Linked DNA regions of Mus musculus: region 1 is linked to region 2. A link is a loop called in an ENCODE intact Hi-C map of the cell type or tissue named here. Cell type or tissue: left cerebral cortex. All regions are shown on one strand. Links, peaks and the distances in the headings refer to the core of each region. The heading gives the core; the rest is flanking DNA.

What was found. Peaks named below come from ENCODE experiments on the same cell type or tissue, not always from the same donor. Only the 100,000 strongest peaks of a DNase experiment are listed, where the experiment ranks them.
Region 1: a loop joins it to region 2, with 2.1 times the contacts of the local background. A loop is called at or near these places in 6 of 42 quality-filtered maps.

Annotation. Positions count from the first base shown.
Region 1 is chr8:124,820,751-124,832,800 of GRCm38, reverse strand. Trim67 (tripartite motif-containing 67) reads right to left here. Exons shown (of 10, transcript NM_198632.2): 6 at 9,534-9,679; 7 at 7,945-8,083; 8 at 6,563-6,866; 9 at 4,540-4,702; 10 at 1-3,781. The coding sequence ends at 3,716. Among named protein-coding and RNA genes, the nearest start is that of Trim67, 34 kb to the right of the region's middle. In left cerebral cortex, for the core only: CTCF peaks have their summits at 5,200 (motif pointing right) and 9,115 (motif pointing left); DNase peaks (open chromatin) are centred at 4,037, 5,214 and 5,950.
Region 2 is chr8:124,748,375-124,760,424 of GRCm38, reverse strand. It overlaps Fam89a (family with sequence similarity 89, member A), which reads left to right and starts at 8,559. Exons shown (of 2, transcript NM_001081120.2): 1 at 8,559-8,885. The coding sequence starts at 8,616. In left cerebral cortex, for the core only: no CTCF peak of the experiment used is centred there; DNase peaks (open chromatin) are centred at 3,511 and 5,885; H3K4me3 peaks cover 819 bases.

The DNA.
Region 1 (12,050 bases), core at 2,159-10,158, 73 kb before region 2:
AGGTATTGGGGGTGTCACACTAACTGGGGGTGCTATTGGCATCTGGAGAGTAGAGACCAGGGGTGCTTAATGCTCTCCAGCACCCAGGTCCCACCCCCAAAATTGGGAGAGAAACAGAGCCCTGGGTTCACCCCCACAGTCCTGTGATGTGTTCTTAGGACCCCCAAATGGTTTTATCCACCCCCTTCACCTCTGCAACAGGCCACAGGATGAAAGGCAAACCCGGGCAGCAGCACTGAATCATGTCTCAGACTCAAGGGGCAAGCCTTTCACTCAAAGAATGAAGGCTGACATGATGCCCCTGGGAAGGTACGTGCCCATGGTCACTGACCTGAGAGGGGTTAGGGTACCTTTCACAGAAGACAGGGCTCAGTAAAGTGGTCACCCCTACCCCTTCTCTCACAGAGCTTGTCCATGTTTCAGGGCCCACCCTGCTATCAGCATATTGCTCCCTGGCTCTGGATTCCTTCAGGCCACAGGGCAGCTAAGGACATTTTGGAACCACATAAAGATCTGAAGGTACAGCCTGGACCACACACGGTGTGAGACTGCCAAGGTTGGTGCCTGTCTCCTAAAACTGGGGCTGTGTTCCCAGACAGGACAGAGAAGGAAAAACCTGCTCTGTGGGCACTGCTGTCCTGCTGAGAGGGAAGAGGTGCTGTGTGTAGAGTGGGTGCCAGTGGGTACTTATCAAGGACACTCATTCAAAAGGAATTGACGTTCATTGACTCACCCAGAGAACAGGCTCAGGAGCTGAATTTCCTTCTCGCGGACATTTGACAGACTTACCCCGAGGTCCTTCTCAGTGGCTCACAAAGGAAGGCCTTATGCTGGTATCACTCATATACAGCAGCGGAACCTCAGTGCCAGCTGCTAAGGACTCCATGGGATAGAACCCCATGATCCCAGGGCCTTGCCACTTTTCCAGTTGCCTCAAACCCGAATCATGAGACCCCGTCTTACCCTACTCTCCTCCATGCGTTCTTGTCCCTGAAAGGCGCCCTGTGCAGAAGGCAGGGGAGAGGTGGCTGTGCAGGGCTGCCTGGGCTGTCCCTGGCACCAGCATATTGCTTCTGGGCTCCAGTGAGCAAAGGGAGACAGCTAGCCCCGCCCACTCATACTCCTGTGGGGGGCGGGGAGCTGGCTCTGCTGTGTTCAACCCCAGGGAACCTCCTTAAAGAGGTCATCTGAGTTGGATGTGGTGCTCACCTCTGTAATCCCAGTACTCAGGAGGCTGAGGCAGGAGGATTGCTGTGAGTTCAAGGCTAGCCTGAGCTGTATAGTGAATTCCAGGCCAGCCTGGGCTACAGTGTGAGACCATGTCTCAAACAAAACAAGAAGAAAAAAGAGGAGGAGGAGGAAGAAGAGGAAGAGAAGGAGAAGGAGAAAGAAGAGGAAGAGGTAGAAGAGGAGGAGAGGAGGAGGAAGAAGAGAAGAGGAGGGGAAAGAGGAGGAAGAGGAAGAGAAGAGGAGGGGGAAGAGGAGAAGGAAGACAAAGAAAGGAGGAGAGAAGAGGGGAGGAGGAGGAAGAAGAGGAAGAGGAGGAGGAAGAGGAGGTGAAAGAGGAACAAGAGGAGGAGGGGGAGGAGGAGGAAAGTGGCCTCCTGAAGAGTTGGAGGCTCAGTGCAAGGCCAAGGCTTGGGTTCTCCAGCACCAAAAAAGAAAAAAAAAAAAGAAAAGAAAGGAAGGAAGGAAGGAAGGAAGGAAGGAAGGAAGGAAGGAAGGAAGGAAGGAAGGAAGGAAGAAGAAAAAGTCACCTGGGATTGTGGTCACTTTCTCATCTCCCCAAAGCCACCCACAGGTGCAGATTGGCTCAAGTGACTCCTGCTTCCCAGGAAGGTGATTGGCCCAGGCTTTGAGACTGTAAAGATTCTCTGTGGCCAGCCTTTCTGCCCTGTTCTTACTCCAGGGTTTCTGGTTTCTCTTCCACAAGACACCCAAATCCCTGGACCACCCCTGACCACAACTTCCTGGGCCAGGAAGGCAGAGGTTCCTCCATGTTCTTCCCTTTGAAGTACCTGTGCCTCCTTTTCAGAGCTGTGGCTGTGGCTGTGGCTAGACTGTAGGAAAGGGACAACGGAAGCTGCAGAGCAACTGAGGATGGCAGCGGCAGCGGCCGGGGTCCTGCGGCTGCCCCGAGGGCTCGAGATGGAGCTGTGAGCCACTTAGCAGGAAGAGAGTCCAGAGAGGCCAAGGCTATGCCTATGCAATGAATATGGCCCCAGGGCCCAGTGCGGAGGCTGGACAGTGCTGAAGGGCTCCTGGTGATGTTGGAGTGTTTGAGGAAACAAGGACCAAGAGAAAGAATTCTGAGGTAGGACTGGCGGGTCTGTGCAGCCCAGTAGTGGGTACTTGGGAACTGGTGCAGGGCCTGAGCACAGAATCGGCAAGGAAGCACAGTTGGGGTCGGCGTGCAGGTATGTCTGATAAAAACAGCCCCGCTGACAGGCAAGTCATTTCTCTGTGTAGAACGTAACGCCCGATGAGATGATGAGATGATTTCTTTGCAAGGGATTGAGCAAGGTTGCTACCAGGCAGAGCTGGTGGCTGCAGGAGAGAGACAGGAAGTGAGCACACAGGGCCGGAAGGCAGGATGACTCCGTGTGGAACTCCCCAGCAAGGGTAGTGCTCCTCGGAAGAAGGAAGACTCGGCTGCATCCCAGGGAACCCTGGCTCATGTGAAAAGAGAAGTTGTAGGGTGTCGCCATCTAGTTTCAGCCTTTCTCTGGGGTCTCATCTGTCTCATCGTGACAGAGCCACCCCTGTCGCCACCAGGGTCGCTCCTTGTGTTCATGATGCTTCAAAGAGGGCACCGGGTGAAGCCGTAAGAGCTTACTGAGATGCACAGTCTGTCTTCCCAGGGTCTGCCGCCTCTGTGATCAAGGCCCAGCCCAGGAAGGCGGTGCAGATATATGTCCAGCAATTTCTGTGGAAGCAGGTTCTAGAAAAAGCCACCACTGTGCAAAGACGTGTCACTGTCTTGGATTCCAGTGTTTCTACTCATAACTAAGAACTGAGTGAATAAAATATAACAGATTGTTACACATACACACACATGTGTGTGAGAGTGTGTGTGTGTGTGTGTGTGAGAGAGAGAGAGAGAGAGAGAGGTCAACAGCACATGGGTAATGATACAGACCCTAAGGAAGCCTTTCTGAAGGGTCCTAGCAGTTCATTAATGACTAATGTCCCTTTCAAATTAGTTTGCAGTGTATTGAAAACTGCATATCCCAGAGGCTCAAGGTCCGTTTCTTCCCGCAGAGGTGACAAACTGTCAGCCTGGGACTCCATAAAGGAACAGAGTCCTAGCAATGGGTTACAGGCAGGCATGGAGTAACATCACGGGGCTGATCCATCCTGGGATACCAGTCTCAGAGTCTGCCTTCTCCTCTCCCTCCAGGAAAACAAAAAACAAAAACTTAAGAGGAAATCAAAGTTTTTAAACAGATGTCAGAAAATATAAGCCGGAAACAAAAGGTGTCCATCTTGAGGGCACCCTGGGGGGGACCATAGCCCTGTGGCATTGAGGTGAAAGGCCACTCCTGATATAGGCGGCCACAGTATGGTCGTGGGGCTCGCATGTGATTCATTCTCAGTTCCCCCAGAAAAGCGTCTTCAGATGTCCGCTGGCTGCTGGCACCCAGGACTTTCTGTTATGCCCTGGTCCTCCGTGAAGCCCTCCATCACGGCCAGCTAGGCAGCGGGAGCCACCAGGCTAGTTGCCTGACAGCTTTGGCCGTCCCAGGTTTGTTGGCACCTCCAGTCCTGTGTGCAGGGTGACCTGGAAAAGATGAAACCAGCAGGAGTTGGTTGGGTGGCAGAGTACTTGCACACTACGTACAAGACCCTGGGTCCCAGCCCTAACACAGGAGGAAGGCAGGAGACAGAGGAGATAGAGGAGCGGAAAGAGGGGCAGGAGAGGCTGTCCATAGCACAGAACACCTGACGTAGCACCGCGACCACGTGCCGGAGAACTCATGCTATGGATTTTATTACTCATCTGTCTCCCCCATATGGCTAAGGCCCATGCCACTTTGTGCTTTCTGCCTCATAACCGGAGCTACAGTAACGAGCAGATGGGTTCACTGGCATGAGCCGCAGAGCCCTGCGGCAAAGAGGCTCTGCTTCTCGCAGCCGAGTCTCTGAGCCTGCTGCTGTCTCTTCCAGCTCTCACTGTGACCCTCAAATCGCCCCTTTACGTAACCAACACCGGACTGTTGTGGAAACACTTGCAGGGCAATAGACACATGGCAGGTCCCTTAATAGATCCAGGGACAGAGGGAGTCTGTTAGAAGCAAAGGATGCCCCCATCTAGCTTGTGTTAGGAGCTCCTGTACCATCCAATCCCCTGGGGCACTGAGCCCCTGCTCCTTCCTGGAGCCCCATGGAGCTTGTTTGCTCCAAAAGGTCGTATGTACAGTCCTTAGCAGAAGACTGCCTATCTGATGAGCGAGGTGGTCCGTTCTCATTACAGTACTCATTGTTCAGGAAGCAGAGAAGTGGGCGGGACTGGGCGAGCCACCTGTGTCTCTAAGGTACCTGCACGTTTCGGTTGAGGCTGAGGGCAGGCATGAAGACCCCATCCACGTGGCTGAAGGCTGTGGGGCCCTGCTGTTGCCCATTGATGAAGAAGGTCAGAGTGTGTTTGTTTAGGTCCAGCAGCACACCCACAGTGGCCCCCTTGCACACACCGCCTTCAGTCCTGGGAAGATAAACCAGGAAAACCTATCATCACACCTAGGTCATGATGTGACAGTAACTCAGGACAGCTTCATTCAAACCTAGCCACCAAGTGTGTGTGTGTGTGTGTGTGTGTGTGTGTATGTATGTGCCAGCCACAAGAGAACACAGCTCTAAGGGACCAAAGCTACTCAGCCCCTTCTTATCCACAGCATCTGAGACCTACATGCCTTTGAGCTGGGAGGAACTTTAAGTAATAGACCTGGAAGACTTTTCCTAGAACCCTCTGTGCCCTTCAGCAGACATGCCCTTCATTAACTAAGGGTTCCCTTGACATGACCTTGTTCAGCCCTGGGAGGAAACTGAGTCCTCGGTTAGGATTGAGCCAGGGGCAGAAGTGAGAAGAGACCCTGACATGAACTCTTTACAAGGACCTGGTGGGAAGAGCAGGTGTCCTGGAGGTGCCTTAGGGTCTGGTGGAGAAGCGTCCAACAGACTGGGCAGTCAGTGCGATTCTAATTATGGCCACCAGATGGCAGTAGTAACAAGTCTGACCTGCCAGTTTTCCATGAACTCACCCCCTACGATCAAGGTCAGGTCTGGGAGCAGGGTCTGGCTTCTGAGAAAGCTTTTGCCCCGCAAAAGCACCCAATGCATGCTTGAGTTCATTACTGCCACCATCAGAATGTCTAGGTACTGGGCTTGCTCAAGCACACAGGCATGGAACTGGTAGGCCAGGGTGGTCTTGGCCTCTTTGTGGGTTAGAGGTGGAGGGAGGTCACCTGGTAAACCTATATCACCTGGTCGGCCTCATCGCTTATTCTGCAGTACCGGGCCAGACGAATTTACTTGGTTAACCTGCAGTGCCTGCTAAGTTCCACGGCCCAGCTTGAGAGTCTAGCTGCTGCCCCTCCCACAATCCTTTGGAGCAGAGGACATTACCAGTGAAAAGATAGTGATCAGGTAGGGGGATCTGAGGGTCCTCAGGCAAGTTCCTGGCCAAACTAGACTTGGTTTTCCTGGGAGAGAAGCTGGGTTACTCGTTGTGAAGAGAGCAGTCAGAGCTGCTTGGAAGAGCAGCGAGAACCCAGGAGCCCTGGTGGCAGCCCTACCCTGCCAGGAGCCCAGGGAGGTCAGCTCCTTGGGATTGGCTTCTTTATGCTTTCCCTGCGGCAGCGCCAGGGTCATTCCAGGCAAAGCAGTAGCCGTGGCAATGACTCCTCCTCCCTCTGCGGGAAACAAGTATCCCATTAGTGTTGCGCAGTGACTCAGGCTTAGCAAGAGGGTTGCAGAAAGAACTGGAGCAAGACCAGTAAGAAAACCGCAAATTAAAGCTCTCAGTGGAAAGGCACTACTGTGAGGCCAGCTGGGGGACAGAGAGCCACTGAGCCAGAACTGCCTCCTCTCCCCCACACCATCAAGTACTTTCAGTTGTGACACAGGCAAATGGTTCACACTTCACCTAGTCTTTCTCCAAAACCCCTGGAACTACAGAACAAAGTGCATAAAAAATGGCTCCTCCGGCTAACCGACCGGAGGAGCAGAGGTCCTGAATTCAGTTCCCAGCAACCATATGATGGCTCACCCATCTGTACAGCTACAGTGTACTCATATGCATTAAAGAAAGTAAGAAAGAGAGAAAGAAAGAAAGAAAGAAAGAGAGAGAGAGAGAGAGAGAGAGAGAGAGAGAGAGAGAAAGAGAGAGAGAGAGAGAAAGAAAGAAAGAAAGAAAGAAAGAAAGAAAGACAGAAAGAGAGAAAGAAAGAGAGGAAGAAAGAAAACTTTTTAAAAGACAGCTCCTCCCCCAACACCTGGGACAATCAGAGAACCTTGTCCCCGCCCCTGAATCTGCGGGCTAAGTGGGGGTTCAGGGAGCACGCACCTGTTGGTATGGGAGTTACAGTGCATGAACCAGCTGCGGTTGTTGTCCACGTACATGGCCCAGGCCTTGTCATCCTTGCCTAGCATCATATCTTTGACCACGCTGGCCCTGGCCACTCCGAAGGCTGGGTCCGGGTGGTTGTCATAGCGGTCCACGTGCAGCTCCCAGTAGTGCACGCCTTTGGAGAAGGCAGCTGTGCCTAGCACCACCCGGTCATCATAGCTGCTGCAAGTAGCCGTCTGGTTGTCATTGGATAAGATGATGTCCCGATGGCCAGAGTTGGGGTCAAAGGTGAACCAGGCCACTGGAAAGGAAGAAGGCAGGTAGAGCAGGCACAAGAATCTCTGTTTCCTGCCCCTCTTATCCCCCCATCTTTCCCCCAACACAACACACATTTTTTCTGTACAGCCAAGGTGACTGATAGACTTAGTTGCTTCTAACAGAGTCGATTCATTGCCGCCAGTGGTCTATGTGGGATACACACACACACTCACATATACACAGTCACACTCTGTGCTGATTGGCTTTTGTCAACTTGACAGAAATCTAGATTATCTGGGAAGAGGGAACCTAGATTCAGAAAATGCCTCTATAAGATTTGCCCAGGGGCTGGAGAGATGGCTCCGTGGTTAAGAGCACTGACTGCTCTACCAAAGGTCCTGAGTTCAAGTCCCAGCAACCACGTGGTGGCTCACAACCATCCATAATGAGATCTGATGCCCTCTTCTGGGGTGTCTGAAGACAGCTACAGTGTACTTACATATGATAAATAAATAAGTCTATGGGAGTATTGTCCTGACTCAAGATTGACAGGGGAGGGCCCAGTCCACTGTGGGTGGTGCCACTCCTAGGCAGGTGGTTCTGAGTTATATTAGAAAGCAGGCTGAGCAAGCCAGCAAGCAGCAGCCCTCCATGGCCTCTGTTTCAGTTCCTGCCCTGACTTCTACAGTTGTAAGATGAAATATATCCTCTCCTCCCCAGGTTGATTTTGGTCATAGTCTTTGTCACAGCAATAGAATCCACCCCCCCCCCTTCCCTGCTCTGTGTCTCTGTGTTGCCCAAGTTTTCTTCCACAGATCCAGCCTTGCTAGGGAGCACAGACGTGCAGGCCGATTGGCCCCACAGCCAGGTCTATTCCCTGGAGCTCTGACTCCTACCATCTCCTCAAATGGCCCAGGTACTGTTAGAGGTGACAGAGGAAGTGTCTATCCATGGCCCACCCTGTAGGTAGGAGATTGAAACACAAAGAGGAGACAAGATGTGGCCAAGGTCAAACTCTTAAGCCCCATAGAATGAGGACACTGGCTTCTTCCTGCTCCTGCCCTGCCCCCACCCCCAGGATATGGGCAGAGAGGCAGAATGCACGGCTGAGGGTTGCTCACCGTCGGAGGTCTGCAGGACCACAGTCTTGCTGTAGGGCCCAACACCAGAGGAGTTGAAGGCTTTGACTCTGGCATTGTAGGTGCTATTAAAGTGCAGCCCGTCAATGGTGCACAGGGTCTCCTTGCCAACATACACCTCCTGAAAGAGCAAGGACACTCACTCGGCCACAGAGCTTCCAGAAGTTCCCCTCACACCAACTGGAGTACCAGATGAGAGAAGTTCCAACCTGTGCTGTTTACCTTCATGGGGCCTCTCAAATTGCTAGCCCCTCTGTCTCAGGGCACCAGCAAGACAGGGCTGCAGGGGTGAAACTATCCTAGGATGGTCCCCAAAAGCACTCTGCCTCCACCATCAGACTGCTCTCTGCCTCCACTATCAGTGCTCTCTGCCTCCACCATCAGACTGCTCTCTGCCTCCACTATCAGTGCTCTCTGCCTCCACCATCAGACTGCTCTCTGCCTCCACTATCAGTGTTCTCTGCCTCCACCATCAGACTGCTCTCTGCCTCCACCATCAGACTGCTCTCTACCTCCACTATCAGTGTTCTCTGCCTCCACCATCAGACTGCTCTCTGCCTCCACTATCAGACTGCCAGAAGCCAAGGGGATGCCTACAAAGCTTCCTGCCCCTGAGATCAGCATCTTCTTCTCTGTGACCCTGCCTCTGCTGGCTTCTGGTTCTCTAAGATGGTGAGCTTCCTTGCACCAGATCTTTATTTTCACTTTCTAGGGTCTTACTTCATTCCACATTCACTTCTGGACGGTCTGTCCTACTAAGCCTCAATATGTGCGGATTTGTTTTAACAAGATGTTACTCTGCAGCCCAGGCTGGCCTCAGACCCTCAATTCTCCTGCCTTAGCCTCTCAGAGCTCAGATTCCAGGCAGGAGCCACCACACCTGTCTAGTGTCCCTTTTCATGCGTCTTCATGAACCAGAAGTTTGCCATGTTTTGAAAGAGACCACCTTCCACTGCAGAAACATGCTGCCAAGGTAGGAACCTGCCCAAACCCTGATGTCATAGTCAGAAAGGCAGATTAAAAAAAAGAAAGCCCGGGGATGGAGAGATGGCTCAGCGGTTGAGAGCACTGGTTGCTCTTACAGAGGTCCCGAGTTCAATTCCCTGCAACCACATGGCAGCTCCTAACCATCTATAGTGATATCTGGTGCCCTCTTCTGGCCTGCAGGCATACATGCAGGCAGAACGCTGTATACATAATAAATAAATCTTTACAAAAAAGAAAAAAGAAAAGAAAGCTCAGCAAAGAATTGTGTGGGAAGCTGGTGTGGTACGGGCTAGCCTGTGCAAAGAGTGCACGTGTAGGCAGTGCTTTCTCTGAGTTGTCAGCCCACACCTGTGTGGATCCTTCTGGAATTCTCTGACATACACTTCTCCCTGAGGCTGTGGCCACCACCACTGCTATCTCCCCAGGAAGTGCTCTCTCCCGAGGGCCCAGGCTGGCAGACTCTCTTTGTCTTTGTAGTCAAGGTGCTTGTCTTAGGGCAGCGGCCTCACAGGCCTGTCCTACAGGGTTCTCAGACAGCACAGGCCTCCCTGGAAACTGCCCTTGACTGGCAGCAGCTAGCTCACCCGGAACTGCCCTCCATCGCCATCATCCAGCTCCAGGATGTAGCCTTCGGCAGGGCTGTGGGTGAATGGCGGAGTCCTCCAGGCCAGGGTGACGCTGTTGTTGCGGGTGCAGCACTTCTCCAGCTGCAGCAGGGGTACAGGTGGCACTGTGAAGGGGATCATTCTGGTCAGCACACAGAACCCTCCTGCAGACCCCGGGCTACCCCGACCCATGCAAACCCTTGGGACCTGTGGCACAAGGAAGGAAGTCCTCTTTTCCGTCTGCCCACCAAGAGCAGGGGTTGGCTCCCAAGTCATGTGGCACACCAAGTGACCTCAGCACGGTCCGTACCGCGCATGTTACATGTTGTATGGTCACCTGTGTGGGCTCAGATGGCAGACAGCAGGAAACCAAGTGAGAGTCAGCCCGTGACTCACACTTGAGCTGGGAACGGAGGTGCTATGGCTCGAGTTTAATGACCCTCAATGGTGTGGGTTCCTGCCTGCCTTAGACCATTTATGTTCCTGGATGAAAGACACACACTCAGCCTTTATATTTCAGCTGGGCAGTTACCTAACGACCATGCTGTCAGAATCTCTCTCCCAACAATAACTCAGGGTCACTACTTACCAATTTCCACGTTCCATCTTGGCTGCTCTTGACCCAGTTGAGCAGCCCTGTGGGCCGTGTTCTCTTGGCCCCTTTACATGGCGGCTCTGCCTCTCCCTCCTGCACTTTCTTACCCTTCCATGGCCGCTCTCTCTTCTCCTCTCCTGCACACACTTCTAAGACATGTTGTCTCCTCTCTCCTCTTCCTCTTTGTCCCAAGCCTGGGAACCCTAAATCGTGCCTCTGTCTCTCCTCTACAGCTACTGGCTGCTGGTGTCTTTATTTACCAATCAGAATTAACTGGGGGTGGGTTCCCAGAAGATAGGCGCAGACCCACTTCTGCAAACAGTTTTGGGGGGAAACAATTAGCACCAGAATACAATCAGCTACACCCCTGTGCTTGCTCCCCAGGATGGTACTACAGGGAGATGGTAAAGCCTTTAAGAGGTGGGGACGAATGGTCACCTTGGTGGTGTGCACATGAAGGAGATAGTAAGACCCTGGCTCTTTTCTCTTTCCCCTTCGGTGCGGGGCTGGGTTCTACCGTGATATGCTTGCCACAGGTTCAAAGCAACAGGCCAATCACAGATGACACCCCCCCACAAATCTTTCATCTTGTATAAGTTGATCATCTCAGGTGTGACAGAAATATCAGGTGTGTCACTGATACAGGAGAGGAATAAAGTGCACAGGCGGTTGGAACCTTGATGGTTGGAGCCCTGCTTTGCAAGGTCAGGGGACTAGACCATGGCACCAGGTATGACCTCAGAGGGCTGGATAGCCAACCCATGGACCCAGGAACTGAATCGGGCATGCTCTGAGCTCTCTAAAGCCAAACAGGAGAACCTGAACACCTCCCGGCTCTGCTCAGGCTCAAGGGGGTCTAGACGGAGACACAGACCACTCCAGCCTGATTTAGAAGGGGAAAACGGCAAGACTTGTTCTATAAACTTGTTCTATAAACTTGTTCTGCGGGTCTCTTCTTCATTCAGAATTAACTTATTATTCTCTTTGGGGCTAAGGTGAGTCTGTGTCAGTGACTCAGTCTATCTCTCCCTCTTTGGGCTGAAGGAGACTTTTGCCACCCGCTTATTCCTCCCCTAAAATTCAGACCTACACTCACAAGTTTCTTGCCTTGGAGCCCCCAGTTCCCAGGACTACCTTCCCCAGCCACAGCTCCCACCTTGCCCCCACCCCCACCCCCATCCCCACCCGCCCACCCCCACCCCATGCCAGGCATCTGCCCCTTGCAACTGTGTCTCATTTACTCCTGGGCAGGTGGAACTTCCAAACCTTACCCAGGGGCAACTAGAATGGGAGCGACCCTCAGGATGGCCTGAGGTCAGCGACATGGCTCCCACACACAGCACTGCTTGCCTTCCCTTCTGAAACAGCCCTGGGCATCTTGGGGAAGATGGTGCCTAGGACAGGAGCCCAGTTCTGGCCATTCTTTGTAAGCTCTAGACTAGCCAAGTTGCTGGAACATCAATGACCTTGACTGTGGGTCACTGTCAGCTCCCAGAACCCAGTTCCCACCGTCCTCCGCTTGTCCTCCCTGCTCTCCCTGACCTCCATCCTCCACTTGTCCTCCCTGCTCTCCCTGACCTCAGAACAGAAGTCTCTTCCTGCCCTGGGGCCCTGGCAGCCCTGCCCTCTGCCACCTGCAAAGCTTTTCCCTGTAGCTTCTCCTGCCTTCTTCCCTTCATCCTTTGCTTCCTTTCTGCTCCTTCCTCCCCTCCCTCCTCCTCTTCCCTCCTCCCCTCCCCTCTCTTCTTTCCTCCTTCCCTCTCTTGTTCTTCCTTCTTCTTCCCTCCTCCCCTCCTTCCTCCTCTTCCCTCCTCCCCTCCTCTCTCTTCTTTCCTCCTTCCCTCTCCTGTTCTTCCTTCTTCCCTTCCCTCCTCCCCTCCCTCCTCCCTCCTCTTTCCTCC
Region 2 (12,050 bases), core at 2,328-10,327:
TTGTTGTCTTAGTCACTGTTCTATTACTGTGTAGAGACACCATGACCAAGGCAACTCATGGGAAAGAAAGCACTTAGTTGACGGCTTGGTTAAAGCTTCAGACGGTTAGTCCATGATCATCATGGCGGCAGCAGCAGCAGGCAGGCAGGCATGGGGCTGAGAGCTCACACCCTGATTGGCAGGAAGCAAGCAGAGAGGAGTGGGCGCCTGGGGCTGATATGAGCTTTTGAAACCTAAAAGCTCACCCAAAGTGATACACCTCCTCCAACAAGGCCATACCTCCCAGTCCTTCCCAAACAGTTCCACTAACTGGGAGCCATGCATTCAAATACATGGGCCTGTGAGGGCCATTCTCATCCAAACCACGAAAGTTGCTGACATACATATAAAATTCCTTTCCTATGTGGCTATTTTTTTTTTTAATTTTTCAAGACAGGGTTTCTCTGTGTTCCCCTGGCTGTCTTGGAACTCACTCTGTAGACCAGGCTGGCCTCGAACTCAGAAATTTGCCTGTCTCTGCCTCCCAAGTGCTGGGATTAAAGGTGTGAGCCACCACCGCCCTGCCCTATGCGACTATTTTTTGGTAAAGTACCAGTGAGCCAGGATTAAGGTCTGAATGTATAACACTTTGCGTAGAGCCTCGTCCTAGACATTTTCTGGAAGTCTCAGACCAGAGTGTTAGCCTTACTTACCGTGAGGATTCCCCCACCTGCCAGCGTCTCCGTCTAGACCACATCAGCTGGAGTCCTGTCAGGTACTGCTCAGGAACCCCATGCCATATCATTTAGGTTCCTTATGAACCATTGGGAATAACAACATCAAGACCCACCAAAATTCTCTGTCCAACTCCTATAGAGACGATGGAGACTGGCTCTTCTTTGGGAAAGTCTTCTTTCTTCTGGAGTGCCTTCCCTTCTCTTAACCCTTGTTCTGAACATCTGCGTTACAATCTCTTTCAGTAAATCCTCAACTCTGCATGGTATGACTTGTTTGAAATTCTTTACAGTATTGAAGGCAAGGGTCTGGTCTTATTGGAGCTGAGGTTCTGAAAAGAATTAAGGGAATGTCTCAGGCTACTGCAGGTGACAGTGTGGAGCTGTGTCTCTGTCCCTGCCATCTCTGACGGTCGTATTCCCTAAAGTTGCTGTGAACACTGAATTCATGAATATAGGACCGTTGCACTAGGGAATAATCCCTTGGCCAGACTCCCTCCTATTAGACTCCAGTAACAGCATTGTTTTGAATATGTGTATAAACATATTTTTTTTGTTTTTAAGATTCATTTACTATTGTATGTGAGTTCACTGTAGCTGTCTTTAGACACACCATAAGAGGGTGTCAGATCTCATTACAGATGATTGTGAGCCACCGTGTGGTTGCTGGGAATTTAACTCAGGACCTTCGGAAGAGCAGTCAGTGCTCTTCACCTCTGAGCCATCTCTCCAGCCCCTAAACATATCTTATTTAATACTTACTGCTAGCTTAATTTTTTTTAGGATCATGTTTTTTAAAAGATTCATTTGTTATTTTATTAATTGAATAATTAATTTGCCTTACATCCCGACCATACTTTCCCCTCCCTCCTTTCCTCTCAGCTTATTCATTTTTATTTTATGAGTTTGAGTGTTTTGGTTTGCGTGTCTGTTTGTGCACCATGGGGATACAGTGCCCAAGGAGGCCACACGAGGGCAGCAGATCTTGTAGCAACTGGGGTTACAGATAGCTGTCAGCTGCCACCTGGAAGCTAGAAGTTGATCTCAGGTCTTCTGGAAGAACAGTTAAGGTCTCTTAACCCCTGAGCCATCTCTCCAGTCCAAAACTTGTGCTCTGAGGCAGTCTTAAGTAGCCCCAGCTGACTGAACTCTCTGTGTAGCTGGGGAAGATCTCGGACTCCCGGCCCTCCTGCTCCCGCCTCCTGAATGCTGGAATCATGAAGCACTGAATGCTCAACCATGAAGCACTGTGCAGGTTGTGCTGCGATGGGAATTGAACCCAGGGCTTTGTGCAAACGAGGCAAGTGCTTGGTCAACTCAGCCCAAGAAGGAACATCTCCAGCGTGCACCTTCTCTGTAAGGATCCTCTCGGCGTTCTGGCTCTCAGGAGCGTCAGACGATGACTCCTTCACTTGGGGAACACAATAACAGCAAAAGGACCAACCAAAAAAGCCCGAAAGTCAGAAAATGTGGGACTGAAAACACTGGAAAGGAGCTCGGCTGGGAACAGGAGCAACAGAAAACTCAAAATGGCCAGCACTCTATCCATGTCCACAGATGAAAGCCACTGCATGTGGCTACTGTTAGGTCTTAAATACCAGCAAGCAGGTGAATTCACAAACGCAGAACCTGTAAGTATGGAATCTGTGGGTGACGTGGTTGTCTCTACCCCGGAGCTCCCCTGGCTGACATTCAACACCTTTCCTTTGTCTCTAGGGGACCAGGACACATTTGCCCTTATTTCTATCCAAGGACCAATTATGTACGTTTAACTTGTGTGTTTATAAATAGCGAGCTTTATTTCACTCACAGTTCATCATCAAAGAGGTCGGGACAGGAACTCAAGCAGGGCAGGACCCTAGAGGCAGGAGCTGATGTCACAGAGGTCACAGAGGAGTGCTGCTGACTGGATTGTTCTTCATGGCTTGCTCAGCCTGAAGCTGGGTTCTTATAAAGAACCCAGGACCACCAGCCCAGGGATGGCACCACCCACAATGGGCTGGGCCTTCCCCCATTGATTACTAGTTAAGAAAATGCCTCACAGGTTTGCCTGCAGCCTGGTCTTATTGGTGCATTCTCTCCCCCTCCCCCTCCCCCTTCCCCTTCTCTCCCTCCCCCTCCCTCTCTCCCTCCCCCTCCTCTCCCTCCTCTCTCTCCCTTTCCCTCTCCCCTCCCTTTCCCCTCCCTCCCCCTCCCCCTCCTCTCTCTCCTTCTTCCCTCCCCTCCCCCTCCCTCCCCCTCCCCCCTCCTCTCTCTCCTTCTCCCCTCCCCTCCCCCTCCCCCTCTCTCTGTGTCAATTTATATTACTTTATTTGATGCACTGGTGCAGGGGTGGGCATTAGATCCCCTGGAACTGGAGTTATAGACAGCTGTGAGCTGCTGTGTGGGTGCTGGGAATTGACCCAGGGATCCTTTGAAAGAGCAGCCCAGTGCTCTTAACTGCTGAGCTATCTCTCCAGCTCTGAGGCATTTTTTCAGTTGAAGTTTCCTCCTCTTTGATGACTCCAGCCGAGTATCAAGTTGACATAAAACTAGCCAGGTCACTGGTTAACTGGATTTTAGGGAGAAGGAAAAAGATGGAGACCTGTTTGCTGAGTCACGCAGGTCTTTGTTGTGGATGGGGATTGACAGCAGAGTCCAGTCTGGCTAATCTGTGGAACTGCACAGGGAACCTCTGCTTTGCCACATGAGGCTCTGATTACTGTGTCTGAATAAATTCTGCCCAGTCTTCCAGTTCTATTCACAGCCCAATTTGCTCCATGTGCGAATTCTCGGCAGATGAATGCTGGAAGCGTCAGTGTGCCTCCAGTGTGGATGGGAACTTCCCTCCTCGCTCTGCTTTCTGTCTGGGGAGTTTCCCCCCATAACCTGATTGAAACTGTGGGTGAAGCCTGCTGGGGAACACCAAACTTTCAGTTTCTGCAAAACTGTTATCTGAACAGGGGTTGCCACTCGTCTAAAGCACTTTTAAATACAGTGAGTGAGGCAGTAAGGGGACTTTTCAAAGGCTGGCCTTGTGTCAACTGAATAACTTTGATTTTGTATGGGACTCTCAACTCAATGCATTCAGGATTTTATTTTATTTTTTTATTTAAAGTTTATCCAATACAACATCATCTCCAACTTCACTGAGGTGGCTGACCACGTCTACAACCAAAGCTGCCTCTAAACTGGAATTCAGTTGCCCCAGCCTCAGCCTTCTTGTGTCCAGAGGGCTAGGGACCTGCAAGAGTCACAAGAGGGGAGGCAGACAGAGACACCTACAGGAGTGCTGTGCCCCCTGGAGCATCCAGGATTTTAAAAGTAGAAGCTAAATAGGCGCAGGAGTCCAAGGGTAATTCTCACTTCTCTAAATGCAGTTTGCTCCCCTCCTCCCATTCACAGCTTTGGCTCCTAAGTGGATCCTTCATGACTTACCAGCCCTCCCTAATAGAGACTGAACCCATTAAAAAAACAAAGCAGTTGAGTATACATGGGTGGGTCCATACGTGATACATATGTAGCAGAGAACTGTCTTATCTGGCATCAGTGGGAGGGAGGCCCTTGGTCCTGTGGAGGCTCAGTGCTGCAGCACAGCGGCATGCTAGAGCAGTGAGGAGGGGGTGGGTGAGGGAGCACCCCCTTAGAGGTAAAGGGGAGGGGGTGGGATGGGGCGTTTGGAGAGGGGAGAGGGAGAAGGAGGACATCATTTGGAATGTAAATAAATTAAAAATAAACAATTAAAAATGGGAAAAAGCAGATGAGATGAAAATATATTTTGAGAATAGCCAAACATTTTTTGAATATGCCACTAACATCAAAAGGTGTGAGGTATCTTATGCCCCTTATTTGCTGACCAGTGTGTTATGGACAGCGCATCCCTGCTGGGACCAGTCACATCTCAGGGCTCAGCTGTGTCTCCTGGTTAGTCACCATCACTTCGGATGGTACAGTTTTTTAGAACTTTTCTTTAGCCCTTGTTGTCACAGTCGAGTGAGAGTCAATACTGTAAGAGTAAGAGTTGACAGATTGCTGCCACAGTGGAGCAGAGGTCCTGGCACATGGTTCCGTCCTTGACCTGGTCCTGTTGATCATTTCGACCGATGAATTTGGAAGTGCCATGGCCCCAAATACCTGCTCTCTCAATGTGGTTCATCAAGTACAGGTGGGAATCATTTTACAGACCCTAAGGAACACTGTGACAAGGGAATGAGATGCAGACGCACACCACCATGGACGCACACAGCCAGTGTTGCCGTCCCTTACTGTCACCGTAGATGAGTAAGTCATTGATTCAGAGAGCAAGAATTCAAGAGAGGACAGGTGTGAAAACAGGTTACAAATCAAAGCAGTGGAGGTACACACCTCAATCCCAGCTCTCAGGAGGCAGAGGCAGTCAAGAGCTGAGTTTGAGGCCAGCCTGATCTACAGAGCGAGTTCCAGGACAGCCAGGGCTGCACTGTGACACCTTGTTTCAAAAAAGTCAAATAAGATAAAATAGGCAAAGTGCAGGGTGTGATAGTGTCTTGCCAGCGCTATCAAGGGGGCTGTTCAAGGCTATCCTGAGCTATAGTGAGTTCTAGGTGGGCTTGGTTACAATGTCTCAAATAAAACAGAATGAAACAAAGGGTTTAAATTGCTTTGCCCACTCAAAGGGTTTCAAATCGCTTTGCCTGGTTAGCACTTAACAAGGCAAAGGAAAATGTTGAAAATCAAAATGGGAGAGTGCCAATGCCATGTGAGTTCACGGCCTTCATCGGGTTGCTGTCCTTTTGTATAGTGTCCCTGGAAAGGGGCTGGACTCCACCTGGATTAAAGCTCACTCTTGTTCAGAAGTGGGAAGCATGGAACCAAGCATAACAGGTTTAAGCTTTGAAAGCAGCCAGTTCCCAGCGAGGTACAGGAAGAAGCCAGCTCAGAACCTGTCAAATACAGCTGGAGTCTCTCTTACACCCCGCCTCCCCAGCAAATAACTGTGAGCTGTCGGTGTTTGGAGAGTGAGGGGGCGAAGAGACAGCAAACAGTGTCTTGTCAGACTGCTCGAGGGCTTAAGGTTCTGTGACCTGGAGCGTGTGGGGGAGGGACAAGTGCTCTTGCTGCTCGGAGAGGAGAATGGATACTCTGATGGTCTCCGGAGCAGATGGCTCTGGTGCTTGGGCAACATAGACTGACTGGTGAGAGTGACCGAGCTCTGAGGGTGGGACCTCATGAATGGAATTAGTGTCCTCATGAAAGAGGCTCCAGGGAGCGCCCCTCCACCCTCTGGGGACACACAGAAGGCCCTCTGTGTGACACTGTGTGAGGCATGGGCTCTTCAAATGCCTTGATCTTGGAATTCCCAGCCTCAGAACCAGGAGTGTAAATTTGGATGTTAATAAATAACCAAGCCTGACTTATTTGGTTAGAGTAGCTCTAGCAGACCGAGGAGGCCTGTATCAGATGAAAGCAAAAACCGCCTAGTCCAGGGTTCTCTGAAGTTGTCTGAATACCTTTTCCCTGTGATAAGCATGAACATTAAAAACAGGCCCTAGGAGGAGACCTGGAAGAAGGCCCAGTCAGTAAAGTGCTTGCCACATGAGCTTGGGAACCTGAGTTTGAATTCTCCAGCACCCAGAAACCAGCAGTGGGGAGACAGAGACAGAAGGACCCCTGGAGCTTGCTGGCCAGTCAGTCCAGCTGATTGCTAAGCTCCAGGTGTACTGAGAGCTCTTGTCTCAGATGACCTTATTTTGACCCCTGGGATCCACACAGTGGCTTGCCTAAAAGCTGTCCTCTGACCCCTGCATGTGCACATACACAAAAATAAAATAACAAAATAAAATACAGCAGAAGACAACTGTCACTGGTATGCACACACACACACACACACACACACACACACAGCTTGATGGCATAGCTCAGTGGTGGAGGGCTGAGCTTTCCAGCAGATAAAAGCAGTATTTAGTCCCTGACATGGCTATGTATATAATAAATAAACAAAGCAGGCAAGCAACACTGACACTCCCCATGGGTGTCAAAATATTTGGTCAACTGTTGCATAATTGTGTCTGTTGATTCATGTAATCCTTATCAGAACTGAATAAATTCTGTGGAGATTTCTATCCATCTCAGGGTGTTATTTGCTGAATATATATATGTATACACACACACACCAAGGGCCCCAGACTGTTTTTAGCTGGTCCCATACTCTTTCCTTCAGCTTCTGTCTCCCTGACAAGGAGAGACTTTAAGGTGACTTCAGTGCCGATGTATTCAAATGCTTCCTGTTGCTCCGTCAGCTTACTTGACCTTTCTGCTAGGTCTTCTAGAGAGGCTGTGGTAAGGTGGCAGGTGATAAAGAGAATTCAGGCCAGGTTGTGAAAGGCAGGTCTGTTTCCTCCCCTCCCCTCCCTTCTTCCCTTCCTCCCACACAGACAATCTCAGACTCCCCAATTGCTTAACAGGTAGATGATGAAGGATGGCCTAGGGTTTGGGAAGGTGGCTGGATAATTACTGAAGGTGAGACACTGGATTACTGGGAAAATACTGGGCAGGTAGGTAGGTGGTCTCCTGGGTGCCCCTCGGATCTCACTGTCTGGCTGGATTCAACACTAACTTCTCAGATTGATTTTCGGGGTGGGTTCCACGCACAGCAGAAGAAAGCCCCCAAAGCAAGAGGGCACATTTATAGAAGGTATCTGAACTACCTGAAACATGTTCCTGCTGGATTAATTCAGAGTCATTCAGTCCCTTTATAGTTAGACTGAGTAGCCATTGGCATCGAAGTTCTTGATATTGACTCTAGGTTTCTCTGCTATTGGCCAGACTTCTGTTTCCTCATCTTGAATCTGAGCCGGTTACCTTTTGCTAAGGTTTGAGTCTTCCTGGAAGGGCGAATTCTCTCCCTGATCCATCTCTCTTCTCTTCAGGGTGTACTTTTACTCAGTTTTGCTGAAGTTGGTGAAGTCCCGAGATTCAACGTCTTTCTCTAACTCCCTGAGATTTCACTTAAAAAAATTCCACCTACTTATTTTAGTGTGTGCACACGCGCGTGTGTGCACATGTCATGAATGGAGCGTTTGAGTCACTACTTGCAGGAGACGGTTTTCTCTTTCCACCAGGTGGGGCAGAGTCCTTATTCCCTGTTTTAGATAGGGCTGAAAGACAAGTTGGTTCGTTTCTTTAAAAGAGTGAGCAAAGTGTGGCTGGCGCTCTCCTTGGCTGCTGAAGTTCGGGGAAAACCTTGACGCTCACAGAGGAGGCAAGCTAGGCCTCGTGAATGAGTACTGTGTGCGGTTCTGGCTGCTGCCAGCACCTGCGATCATCACGCCCACGCTAGGGCGCAGGCAGCACGGGGTGGGGTCGGTGCGGGGACTGGACCCCTTGGTAGATAAAAGTGGTTTCAGTGGCTGGTCAGAGTGAAGCCAGAGAGACCAAAATCATCCAGCCAGAAGCGTGGACAGGGAAGGGAGTAAGAGCCCATCTGGAGTGGAGGACGGAAGACCGCTGGGGCCAGGGGTGCAGAATGGCTGGTAGGATGGGCCTGAGGCTGGAGGTGAGGCTGAGAGAATAGCGGAGGTGACCAGCTGGAGGTGGGGTGCACAGGACTGGAGGTGGGACACAGTGAGGTGGAGACCCGCTGGTGGTGTGGCGAAAAAGGGAGGGGACTTGCACGTAGGGTTCACAGAGCTAAGACTTAAGGTGTCCCCGAGGGCTAGTCCGGAGCGCAGATGAGTGGAGGTCGAGATGGAGGCCAGGGGGCCCTGCAGGGCGTCGCCTCACTGCAGCAGCACAGAGCCGAGGAGAGGGGCGGGTCCCGAGAGGGGCGGAGACCAAAGGGCCGGGCAGCGGGCGGAACTCGGGCGGGCGGGAAGTGGGTGGGGACCCGTCGGGTTCCAGGGACCTAGGCTAAGCTGCGCGCGCGTGTGTCGGCGCCCCAACGAGATGAGCGGAACCGGGTCCGCCGGCATGGCCCGGGGGCTGCGCGTGGACGGGCTGCCACCGCTACCCAAAAGCCTGAGCGGGCTGCTGCACTCGGCGGCGGGAGGCGCGGCGGGTGGCTGGCGGCACCTGGAGCGGCTGTACGCTCAGAAGTCGCGCATCCAGGACGAGCTGAACCGAGGGGGCGCGGGCGGCGGCGGGGCGCGGGCGGCCGGGATGCGGACCAAGCCCCCCAACCTGGACGCCGCGCTGGCGCTGTTGCGCAAGGAGATGGTAAGGACTAGGCGCCGTGAGTCCCGTCGTGGGACACTCTCTTTTGGTCCCTGAAAGCCCGGACTCCCCTCTAGGGCTTCCCACGGCTTCACATCACCTCCGGCAGGGCAGCTTCAGATGCTGGGGTTCTCCCGGGCCAGGTCAGGGCGCGGCGAGGTTCGCCTGCCGGGTCTCAGGAGAACAGGCTTCCTGTGCGCCTGCGGGTCAGTGTGAACAACAGATGGGTGGCCGGGCCCCTCCCCGGCCGCCCTCCAGGAATCCGATTACCGGCGCGGAAGCGGTACTCGGCCGGGTGAAGTCCTTATGTCTGGTCACAAACAATGGGTTTAGTTTTTTTCTCCCTCCTGCGAAGTGGAGTAGGTGTTCCTGCACCAGGACGCACGATTCAGGGTGATGCCAGGGCAGAGATTTGGGCCGCAGGGAGCTCTTTCCCAGGTTGCTTCCTGTGGCTAGCCAGGTAGGGAAAGACCCACGCAACCCACCCATCCAAGTTCTTTCCCCTAGACTAAGATCTTCTACCCTGAGCCTAATACATCTAGCGAATTGCATTTGCTTAGATAAATCCATACTTAGTGTGTTTACAGCCTAATCATGAATGGCTGAGTGAAATAAAGAGACTGGCCCCCCAAGTGTTTGAGGTATTTTTTTTTTCTTGCATAAGACGCAAGGCGCATGGTGACTCTTGGTTGTGAAGCTCTGCTTTATAAACATGCTAGGGAGGCTTGGGAGCCCAGCTACATTCCCGAAGGTATTTCCCAGGTCCCTCCTGCTATGACTAAGGTACAGAACCTTATAATTATGCCTTGGGCGGTAGCTCCGGAGCTCAGCTATAGGAAATGAGCTGCTGTCACTCTGCCTGATAACAATGTTAAAGGTAGGGTTTGGCTACAGGCCCTGACAGGCCTTCTCAGAAAACCATCACGAGGCTCTTCCGTCTGTCTGGTAGCTAGCTGTTCAAGAGACTTACTGTCCTGGGGGAATGGTGAGGTTTCCGAGACAGTTCACATCTCGCTTAAAAATAGTCGTTCATTCCAGAGCCTTCTGCAGAATGTCTGTGTCGATCTATTTAATTTGAGGGCCAGAGGTCAAATCTGTGGTGGGGATATAATTCATGTCGGGACAGAATGTGACAAGTGCCAGAGAAAGGGACAAAGCACAGAAAGAGGGCGTGTCCCCCAATACAGTGGGGACTTCTCTATGGAGTCAGGGAGGTGGGAAGGCCGGAAGTGACCGGGAGAGAACTCTGAGATTGCTGAGCTGAGTGGTGCCCTGAGCCTCTCAGCCTCAGGCTTGACTGACAGGAACCAGAGGTTAGGAGGTGGCCCTGTAGCTGTGGGAAGCCTGCGGATCACCGGATCACCGGTCTCAGGAGCAGGAACTCTGGGATGTTCTATGAGTATAGGAGGCCTGGAAAATGCCCTAGGTGCACCTGGGAAACTCACAAGGATTGCTAATGGGTCCCCAAAGCTGATAAAGAAAGAAGTGAATCAAAGATGACCCAAGTTTTTTGTTTGATTGGTTACTGATGGAAAGTATTTAGTAACAAAACAAAAATCACAGTCCTAAGACTGGTCCTGTCACCCAGTGGCAGAGGCCTGCCTAGCATGCATGTGGCCTGTGTAAATTATATTTCTCATTGCTTTGACAAAAGCCATGCAAGGGAAGTCTTATTGACTCACAGTGCCAGCCACAGTCCGTCTTGGTGAGGAAATGTCGGCAGGCACATGAGGCAGCTGGTGACAGTCCATCTGCAGTCAGGATGCAGAGAGAGGGTTGCAGGGTGTCAGCTTGATTTTCTCCTTTTTCTTCAGTCTGGAACCCGAGGCCATGGCAAGATACATGGGTAGGACGGGTCTTCTACATCAGCTAATCCAATCTAGAAACTGCCTCAGAAATGCCCAGACATTTATGTCCTTGGTGGTTCAAGACCCTGTTGACAGTCACTATTAATCAATCATTCAAGGCCCTGTGTTCAGGTTCAATTCTGTGCATGCCACACCCCACATCACAGGCTGGCACAGAGAGAGAGAGATGGTCACTGCTAACAGTTTGAAGTATGCAAATAGTCTGGTTGTATGCATGTCTTGATATGGTAGTGTGTACCTGTGGTCAAGTTTGAAGGGACCCTGAGTTGAGTTGGACAACAAGACGCCATCTCAAAAAAAACCAAACAAAACCCAAGTAGTTTCTATACATTGTCTAAATTCTTGTGTTTTAGTTGTATCTCTGTTGGTGGGATAAAGTATCCTCAAAAAGCAACTTAGGGAAAAAAGAATTTATTTACCTTACACTTCCAGGTTACAGTATCATTGTAGGGAAGCCCAGGCCATAAGAACTTGAAGCAACTAATCAGATCCATAGTTCCAAGCAGAGAGAATGCAAGCATGTTTGTTTGCTAGTGTTCAGCCCTGCCCCTCCTCTACAGTTCAGGGATCCTCTGCCTAGGGGATGGTACCCGCCCACAGTGGGCTGGGTCGTTATGTGTTAATTCCCACATCAATTGACATTCAAGACAATTCTCCATAGATATTTCATCAGGCCAACCTAATCTAGACAATGTTTCAGACTCTCTTCTCAGGGGACCTAGGTTGTGTCAAGTTGATAATTAGAACTAGTCACCACATGTTGTACCTTCTTCATGGGAGAGGTACTTCATCTTAATTTTATTTATTTATTTTTTGAGACAGGGCCTCACTGTGTAGCCCTTGGCTGGCCTGGAACTCACAGAAATCTACCTACCTCTGCCTTCTGAGTAATGGGATTAAAGACATTGCCACTACTCTCAGCTTGGCTTATTTTTTTAATCATTTAAATTTATTTATTTTTTACTACTTTTTAAAAAGATTTATTTATTGTTATAGCTAAGTACACTGTAGCTGTCTTCAGACACACCAGAAAAGGGTGTCAGATCTCATTACAGATGATTGTGAGCCACCATGTGGTTGCTGGAATTTGAACTCAGGACCTTCGGAAGAGTAGTCAGTGCTCTTAACTGCTGAGCTATCTCTCCAGCCCCCCCTTTATTTTTTCTTTTTTTTACTATTTTAATTAAATGCATGAGTGTATGCATGTATGAAGTATGCACACATGTGTGCAAATGCTCTTGAGGCCAGAAGGACTGGGAGGAGAGGTGTTTGAGGTGGTTGTGAACTATCTGACCTGGGT